2 separate regions of the Homo sapiens genome follow, and region 1 is linked to region 2. A link is a contact called in ENCODE Hi-C or POLR2A ChIA-PET data. All regions are on one chromosome and are shown on one strand. Each heading gives the region's core, a stretch centred on a gene start or an enhancer-like site at or near the end of the contact. The rest is flanking DNA. Distances are from core to core; before and after follow the strand shown. Region 1 overlaps LDLRAP1 (low density lipoprotein receptor adaptor protein 1). Region 2 holds the start of MTFR1L (mitochondrial fission regulator 1 like).

Region 1 (4,348 bases), core at 1-2,500, 260 kb after region 2:
TCACGGGTCCCAGGGCCTGGTCCCTGGAGCAGCCCCAGGCTCACCCAGAGGTCAGGCTGAGGATCACCGATCTGCTGGCCACACAACCACTCACCCAGACAACACTGCTGCCACTCAAGGCTTGTGGCCGCGGCACCTCGTCCATGTTGGTGGTGTTGGCGCTGACCGTGGACAGCGGGGCCTTAGCTGTCTCCTCTAAGTCCAGCAGGTTCCCAGTGGCGACCACTGTGAGGGATCCGGTCAGGTTGTCAGTGGGAGATCAGCCTCTTCCTTCCTGGCCCCCTCCCTGGGCTGTCCTGGCCCTGACCCTCCCCTCTGATGTGGCCTTGCCCAGGCCTCCCAGCAGAGCCCGGCCCTGGCACCTCCCCACAGCAGATGCGCAGCTGCCCACAGAGTGAGAACCTGACTAATGGCTTAGACTGAAACTTTTGTATTCACAATAGTTAAGTTTTCTTAAGCAACCACACAATACTATGTTAAGTATATAGAAAGATAGACGCATATTTATATATTTGCATAGGGACATATCTAGAAGAAAATGTACTAAAATGAGTTATTTCTTCCCCTTATCTACATTTTCTAATTGATCTGTAATGAACGTGTATTATTTATTTAACAAAACACAAGTGAAAAACCAAGAGGCTCTCCCAGCCCAGGCAGGAGTGGGACCCCCCTGGGTGAAGCGCAACCCCAACACCGCATGGCCAATCCCCCTTCCCCGTCAGGACTCACAGCTCTTCAAGGAGGGGGTGCAGTCTTGGCGGGCCCCCAGGACGTCCCCTCCCTCTTGGCTGGCTTTGTCCCTCTTCTCTTTCTCTGCAGGACCAAGGCACAACATGTTGGAGCCTCAGACCCCAGCACTCTGTCCCCAGCAATCACCGGGCAGGGGTGATTAGCGGTGGCCAACCTCAAGGGGCAGTTTCAGGTTTCCAGCCGGGAGGAAAGAAACCTTTCGGATGTCAGTTAATCCTCACAAGCACCTTTGGGGAGGGAGACGGCTGTTCCCATTTTTCAGATGGGAAAACCGAGACTCTGAGCGGTGAAGGGACCTGCTCACAGTCACAAGCCAGGTGGGTGATGAGGCAGGAAGTCGGTCCAGGTCTGACCCCAGGGCCTTTATGTGTCTCCCCACCTCCCACCACACCCACAATGTAGATGCAAAGTCTCACCTTCCTTGGACACCTGCCAAAACTCAAAGGCGACTTTGAAGGCCTGGGCTACGGTGAGGGTAACAGCCTGTGCCTGAAAACAGGAAGTGGGGATGGGGAGGGGTGCAGTGTCAGCCAGGGCAGAGCAAGTCTGCACTGGAGGGCTGGGGCCTCCAGGCCAGGCCCCCTGGCTCCCTCCCTGCAGCTTCTGCAGCTCCATCCCAGGCTCTGGAATGCCTGCTGGGCAGAGCAGGGTCCTGGCCCTTCCCAGGTCTCCAAAGCAGCCTGGGGTGTCATAAGGCCATAGCCTCGCAGAGGCAGTAGAGTCCCCATCTTTACTATCTCTGGCCCCACCAAAGTTCTCACTCTCACTCTAGGGCCCCTGCCTGCAAAGGCTGTTCTTCTCCAGGTCTTTTCCTTCCCCTTTGGGCTTCCCTGAATTCAATGAACTGTGAGGCTTACTTCCTCCAAGAAACCCTCCCTAATTACCTGTGGACTTAGCCCTTGGAATTGGAGAACAGAAAAGCCAGAATTGGAAGGGCCCAGCCATTGCCCCAAATGAGCCACAGCCAGAGAGGTGAAAGTTAGGTTCCGGTTGGGACCATAACTGGATCCCACAAAGAGAGTAGAAGGCTTGTCAATTTCCTGATAGGAGCAAGATGTCAATGAAGGCCCGGGGACCAAAACCGGTCAGTGCTATAACCCACCTGTAAGGAAGGGCCACACCTCGGCCCTTCACCCCAGGGGAACTCTCCCTCACCCCTCCAAACCCAACTCAGATGTCACCACCTCTCCTGTCACCAGTCCCAGACTCCTCGAGCCCCACCCACCTCCCTCTGGCACTATGCATGTGAAAGTGTCACTGGCTCCCCTGCCTGTGTTTCCCCCAGCTTTGTGCACCCTAAAAGCAAGAATCAATCTGAACACCCCTGCCCTCGGGAGCAGGCCAAAGCCTCCCAGAGGTGGCAACAATGCTGGGTGAATTACATTCACCTGAGGTGCAGGCCTCATTCCACCCAGGACCTATCCCCAGCCCATATTCATCTCAACACCTTCCTCTCTCAGCCATTCCAGTCCAGGGTTAATCAGCTCAGCTTCTGGGAGTGGAAGTCCCAGAGTTCGTAGCTATAGCCGGAAACATCTAGCTTCCTTCTGAAGCCCTGGCTGAGAGAAGAAAGCACCAGCCTCTTTCAAGTCTACAAGTTCAGGCCTCACCAGCCTCAGCCCCGCTCCCTGCCCTCCCCCAGACAACTCAATTTAATTGAGAAATGGACCTGTGGCCACTGCCTTTAAAACTCCTTTTAAAAAAATATTTAAAATTCCTAAACAAACTGACTGATCCGTGCCAATTACACTTCACGAAAGTATAAAACCTCATTTGAATGTCTCCAACATTTACATTTTTGATGGAAGTACAGGCACTTTATGGCAAAACTTAAATATGGTAATTAAGTATGAAACTCTTCGCAGCTGTTTACAATTTAAGCTGTCATATCTGAATCAAGTTTAATAGACCCAGTTACCATTGAGAATTGCCCATGAACTAAAAATATGGGCTAATTACCAGCCCAAGTCAGATCACTATCCACCCAAGCAAGGGCTGGACACCCAATGTGGCAGGGATATGAAAACGCCATTATTTAAGCCTGCTGGAAATCTGGAGACACAAGCTTAGACTGTAGTTGCATAAATCTGATTGTTCACTTGCATACATTCCTACCTTTTTGCCCTGAAGTCCCAAGCTGTAAGTTAAACTGAATACAACCCAAGAGGTGGATGTGTGCAGGTAGCTGCAAGCCCAGGCTGGGCAGGGACTGGGAGTGGGGTGGGCCCTGCTTCCTGGGGTGGCTGCAGGGATCCGAGGACCAGCATTAGGTGGAGGGACTGCTCAGGCCTGCCCAGGCGGGATGCCCACCCCTCCTGACTGCCTCTGGCCTTCGGGTCTGCCTTATTATCCTGAGTGGATGCTACCTTGCCCAGTTTTTCACATTCCTTGTTCCCAGGAACCAGGCTGCTCATGGCTCAAAAGGGGCCAGAAACTCAAACCAAGACAGCCACATGCCCCCCAGCAGCCCTGCTGCCCCAGAAGCAAAAACCTTGCACAAGGATCACTCCAAGATGCCAATGGTCATGGGGGAGGGAGCAGCCTGGCCCCGTGCTGCCTGGGTGGAAATGGGGGTAGCACTTTGCTTACCATCAGCCCAGGCCCAGCACCTGCATGACACCTTCACTTTGGAGCCCAGAGGCCTCCCGGTTGGGCAGATGGAAGGGATTCCCTGGAGGAACCCTATGCTGGCTGTGCCCAGCAGCACCAGGGAGGGGAGACCTGGGGTGGCTGTGCTGCCCCAGAGTTGAACGGACTGGTGGGTGATGTAGAAAGGAGCCTTTCTCCCCCAACCTCAATGGGTCATGAACTCATTCCGGCAGCCCAGCCAGGAAGAGTAGGGATGTGGAGGCCCCCAGCCACAATGACTGACGTTTTGTCAACATCCCGATTCAAGGCCCTCAACATCCTGATTCAAGGCCCTCAACATCCTGATTCAAGGCCCACTGCAAACGGAAGCTGCCTCACCACCCACCCCAGGGGAACCATTTCACTTCGCCCCTCTGCGTTTGCACGTGTGTTAATCCCATGCTGGTGTGCACTCCCCACCCACCACCCCACCCCCTTCTCTCGGCCTGGCAAACTCCTCCTGGCTCCTCAGCCTTCAAAGCCCCATTCAAGGTGTCTGTCTCAGGGAAGTCTCACTGACTCTAACTTCAGGGAAGTTAGTGAGATTTACTACCACCCCAGAACTAAGCCCCCCTGGGTTCCAGGTACTGATGCTGGGCTGTTCTCTACCGCCTTGGATGTTTTCTCCATGGCTCAGGCCAGGACAGACGGTGCCAAACCTCTGTGGCGGAGCTGCCAGCAGGTGCGGAGGCTGACGCAGCTATTCCATCTCCTGCCTCCCCCAAGAACACTTCCACTTAGCCCAAGAATCTAGGATTTCCAACATGTCTAGGCCACCAACACACTGTCAGCCTGGGTTGGGCTAAGACCTTGAGGTAGCAGGTGATGTATTTACACCATGCTGGGCTGCGCTGTCTTGGAGAGGGCTCCGCAGGGCCCCTGAAGCAGGGAGGCCAGGTAGCAAAGGGTAGGGAGATGGATAAACCACTCCAGCCATCAACCCAACCTGAGAAGAATACACTAAGAA
Region 2 (4,506 bases), core at 1,515-4,014:
TGTCTCTACTAAAAATACAAAAAATTAGCCAGGTGTGGTGGCGGGCACCTGTAGTACCAGCTACTTGGGAGGCTGAGGCAGGAGAATGGCGTGAACCCAGGAGGCAGAGCTTGCAGTGAGCCGAGATCACGCCACTGCACTCCAACCTGGGTGACAGAGCGAGACTCCGTCTCAAAAAAAAAAAAAAAAAAAAAAGATTTGCCTAGTGAGCTTGGCCAACCCAAGAGCCTTCCTGGGCTCTCAGGTTTCTTGAGGCAAAACTTCTAAAGATGCAAATAGAATCCTTGGTAGCTACAAAGCTCATCTAGCCAAATTATAAGTACTATCCAAGCCCAGGATTCATTCTTGAAGATGAGATGTAAAAGCACTGCTGGGCCCTTGCAAAGGGAGAGATCAGAGAAAATAGGAGAACGAACACCAGCTCATGCCAATCTCAGTCTCATGAGCTACAGAGAAAAAGAGCCAAAAAAGTTTATCCTGGCTCAGCCACCTTCTGGCTTTGTAGCTACAGGCAAGTTATTTAACTTTTCTGAATGTTGGTTTTTCCATCTGGAAAAAGGAGACAGGAAAAGCTGCCACTGGAGGCTACCTTAAGGGTCAATGAGTGAAATGGGGTTGAGTGCTTAATGAACTGTTAAAACATGACACAGATGGGTGAGGTGACATCTGACTGCTCTTCACAGCAGTCCTTGCATGGTGAGCAGATGCAATCAGTGTGCTCGTTCATTCACTTGTTCATCAAACACCAACAGTACCCACTTGTGCCAGGCCTTGTGCTGGGCACCGTAGGGGCTATGGAAGGAGTAAGACACAGTCATGCTCTCAAGGAACTCGCTGTCCAGCAGAGTGATAGGACATGAATACATACTTCTAGCAAAGGCTGAGTAGCATTAGGCAGGTGGCCAGATGAGGTCAGAGCTCTGGCCCTAGTGCCCTGTAGTAAGTTGCGAGGGAGTAGGAAATGAAGACAAAACAGCAAGAGCACAGGTCCAGCACAAGAAGGTGAAGGACATGGAAAGAGGAGCAGAGCATGATAAAGCTACAAAAGTAGGGGGCAAGTCATGAGGTCCGGGTCACTGGGGAGCCCTGGACAGGCTCTGAATGGGAGATAGACTAGACTGACAAAGCAGCTCTTTCTGGAGACCTCCTGTGGAGGGTCCCCTCTTCTACCCTTGGGAGACGAGGTGTCATTCACTTCACGATACACATGGGGAAAGGAAGTTGGACAGGGGAAGGCACTTGTCTAAGGTCACTCAGTGGTCATGCCAGTGCAAAGCACCCAAAGCCTGGTCCAGGTCCTGCCACCTCCTGCGTGGGCTCCATCTTCTCGGCTCAGTTCAAGCCTTTATTATCAGAGTCCCTCTGTGTGCCAGGCTCTGTGCTGAATGTCCGTGTCGGCCACAAATTGCACTAACGGTGCTTACTGCCACTTCCTCTCCGACCTTACCTCCAAAGACCCAGCCGGGCCTAACCCTCACACACAGCCAGAGGAATCCTTCCCAAACACAGTTAATCACATCGCTCATCCGTTTAAAACTGGCTTACTAGAGCCAACACAGGATAAAATCCACAATCAGTCCCAAACCCATCTTTCTCTGCCGTCTCTAGACCACATTCACTGAGCACCAAGGCCTGCACGCTTCGCAGCCAGCCCTCCTGCTCTCCCCCTTGCCCTCCAGCCACACTGGCCCTCAACCCCCAACACTGGGCCCACCTCTGAGCCCTGCATCAAACACCAGCACCCCCTTCGCCGAGCTCATTCTTCATCATTCCTCAGAGCTCAGCTTAAGCATCACCTTCCTTCCCTGCGACAGGGTCAGGTCCTTTCCTGTGCGCTCCGCAGCACCCTGCCTGTCCCTCGGAGTCCTCGCGAGAGGAACTAGATAACTGTGATCCCCGCGCACAGCACGGTGTCTGCCTAGGACACAGTGAGCGCTTCAACGCGCTGAACTAAACGAATGAAGGGGAACACCAACTCAGCTGTCACCCCCGCCCCCAAGTGTCACTGGCTAGAAGATCTTCCCCCGGTTCGCCGGCAGCACCGGTGGGTCTTGTCACCTCTGCGCCCCGCAGCCCTCCGGAGGCTGCAGTTGCTGTCTGCTGACAGGCGTCCCCTCAGGAGAACGGGAGCTCCTCCAGCGCAGGGCCCTGCTCAGCACCCCTGGTCCCGGGGGCCCCCACGGAGGCCGCCGCGCTCAGTGAAACTTTGCCGCGCGCAGCAGTGGCCGGAGACCCGCGCGGACCCTCTCCCCGCGGGGACCCGCCAGGGCGAGTCGCCCCTCCCCCGCGGCAGACGACCCGACCTGGGCCAAGGTCGGCCAAGTGCTCGCCGCCTGCCCAGCGGCCCTTGGACCCACAGGACCCGGACCCGAGTGCGCGGAAGCCTCCGAGCCGCGGCCAGGTCTCAGAATGCGCGGCGGGGCAGCCCGGCCCGTCAAGCAGCGAAGCCGAAACTAGAAGCCTGAGGTCTGGCTTGGTCACTGTTTGCTGGGGAACTCCGACGAGCAACTACCCTTCGGGGACTCAGTTTCCCCCGGGCCAAGTGAGACGGACAGCTGCGGCTCCCGCGAGAACTCGCGCGGGAACAGGAGCTGCGGGCTCCGCACAGCGCCCGGCACGTAGACCCAGTCTACTAACGGGCTGGAAGGTCGCGCTCCCGCCTCCGCGCCTCCCTAGAACCTTTCTCACCTCAAGCTCGGGCTCCCGGACTCTCTCACCTCACGGCCCCTCCTTCCACCTTGGGCCGCCCAGCCTCAACCGCCCTCACTTCCGCTGACCCGCCCCCCGGAAGCGATCCTCCGCAGCTGCGCACCGAGGCGCACCTCCGCGCACCCTCAGGAGGCGGGTCCAGCTCGGTGGCGAGGGGAGCGCGGCCCCCGAGTGGGCGAGGCGCTGGCGGCTGTAGGCTCCGATACCGCGGAGCACACTCCCCTCCATCGAGACCGTGCCCCCGCGGGGTCTGTGTCCCCGGGAGGAGTTGGCTGCGTTTGGAGATCCCTCGGCCTGGTATTCGTCGCGTCTCCCTGCTTGTTGCTCTCCACGTTTAGCCCCATCCGACTTCTGGAAGCCCAGGGGTGTGTCGCTCGACCCCTAAAATATGCTCCTACCCCTAGGGCAAACTTCAGAATCCTCACCCTGGCCCCCTTCCCAGTTCTTGGTTCCCAGGCAGGTCCCTTTGCAAAGCCTCTCTCCAGCAAGAATGCGCAGAATGGGCCTCTTTCTCCTCTTGACTCCTGCCCTCCAGCACTTTGCAGCTTTCTTCTATTTTAGCCTCTCTCTCTCTCTCTCACACACACACACACACACACACACACACACACACACACACACGGTATATTCAATGAGTTTGCTTATTAGATGGGTACTTGATGTACAAGACTCCAGAGGCTCTGTGGGAAGAGCCACATTCCTTCCAGGCTCACTAACCCACTCCCTCTTTGTGCTCCAGCCCTCACTGTCTTGGTCTGTGGCATGCAGTTCCTGGGTCACATTTCCTTCTCTGCCTTCAGCACAGCCTCGGGCTGTGCCTGGCTCCCAGGCTGGAGTTCCTTGGTTCCAAAGCCTGCAGTCCCCTCTGCCAGAGACAGAGCTGGTTTCATGGGTGAACAGCCCATGCAGTCACAACGGGCCGCATGCTCAGAATCCTGTACTTGGTTTAGTACTTTGCTGTTGCCGTCTTGAAATGATTTTCTAATAGGGGTTCTTGTGTTTTCATTTTGCACGGGGCTGTGCAAATTATGTGACTGGTCCTGGCTAGAGACCTCAGAGGTCGTCCACCCTGATCTCCACCATATCTCAAACGCTGAAGATTGACTTCCAGGTCTGGCCCTCTTCCCAGGATGGCACATTGTGTTTTAATCATTACCTTTCCCTCCTGTGCGATGGCGGATCATGCAAGTCCACGCTGGCTGTCTGTCCTGGGTGTAGATGCTGATTTGGTGTCCCACTCAGATCCCCTTGCAGGAAGAACGGAGCTCCCTACCTGGGAATTTCCTTCACCTCCCAAGCCAATGACTGATAAAAGGTCCAAAAGGCCAGTTCAGCTCTGCAGTGTGGTTTATGCCCCACAGCTCTTCCACTGTGGGTCAGGCCAAGGCTGGGCTGAGACTGTTCCTGCTCAGCATTTTTCCTTTCCCTCTTCTGCTTCCTTCCTTCTTTTACTGGTTTTTCTGGAAGTACACTCCCCCCCAGCCCCACCAAACAAACAAAACAAACAAACAAAAAAACACTTCATGCCTGTCTCAGGCTCTGCTTTTAAGACAATGATTTTAACTCCCAGATCTCTCTCAACAGAGAGCACCAGATTCTCAAAACAGTAAGTCCTACCACTTGTTCTATCGTAAAACTTATTTTGGGCAAGTCACTCAAGCCTTCGATAGGTAAGATAGTACCTGAAAGCATTCCAGCTCAACTCTGCCCCAAGAGGGAGCCACCCCATGGAAGGACGGAGCTGAGCAACATGCCACTCAAAGGAAAAGCACTTAGAACCACTCTAGTTAGTCTTCT

Evidence for each region. Hi-C counts contacts between places; a loop is a spot of excess contacts on that map. ChIA-PET counts read pairs that join two places held with the same protein, here RNA polymerase II (POLR2A). Pooled maps may share reads with other maps.
Region 1: a map of CD8-positive, alpha-beta T cell shows a loop between it and region 2 (2.6-fold over the local background). The contact joins the enhancer-like site here to the promoter of MTFR1L in region 2. A Hi-C loop is called at or near these places in 3 of 168 maps with a recorded cell type or tissue (CD4-positive, alpha-beta memory T cell, CD8-positive, alpha-beta T cell and OCI-LY7) and 6 of 50 pooled maps. POLR2A ChIA-PET finds 5 or more read pairs at or near these places in 14 of 52 experiments (CD4-positive, alpha-beta T cell, CD4-positive, alpha-beta memory T cell, CD8-positive, alpha-beta T cell and 9 more).

Annotation. Positions count from the first base shown.
Region 1 is chr1:25,559,538-25,563,885 of GRCh38, reverse strand. LDLRAP1 (low density lipoprotein receptor adaptor protein 1) reads right to left here. Exons shown (of 9, transcript NM_015627.3): 5 at 1,170-1,242; 6 at 733-816; 7 at 95-225. Among named protein-coding and RNA genes, the nearest start is that of LDLRAP1, 18 kb to the right of the region's middle. RefSeq lists an enhancer at 15-642. Within about 2 kb of position 1,250, at least 16 of the 41 ENCODE cell types and tissues checked have a DNase peak (open chromatin) inside an H3K27ac peak, as active enhancers do; they include CD4-positive, alpha-beta T cell, CD8-positive, alpha-beta T cell and OCI-LY7, where a contact is called at or near this core.
Region 2 is chr1:25,818,212-25,822,717 of GRCh38, reverse strand. It overlaps MTFR1L (mitochondrial fission regulator 1 like), which reads right to left and starts at 2,764. Exons shown (of 7, transcript NM_001099625.2): 1 at 2,689-2,764. It overlaps LOC646471 (a long non-coding RNA gene), which reads left to right. Exons shown (of 1, transcript NR_024498.1): 1 at 1-2,764. SELENON (selenoprotein N) reads right to left here. Exons shown (of 12, transcript NM_206926.2): 12 at 4,497-4,506. RefSeq lists enhancers at 1,969-2,058, 2,439-2,578, 4,221-4,506 and silencers at 2,169-2,338, 2,789-2,978.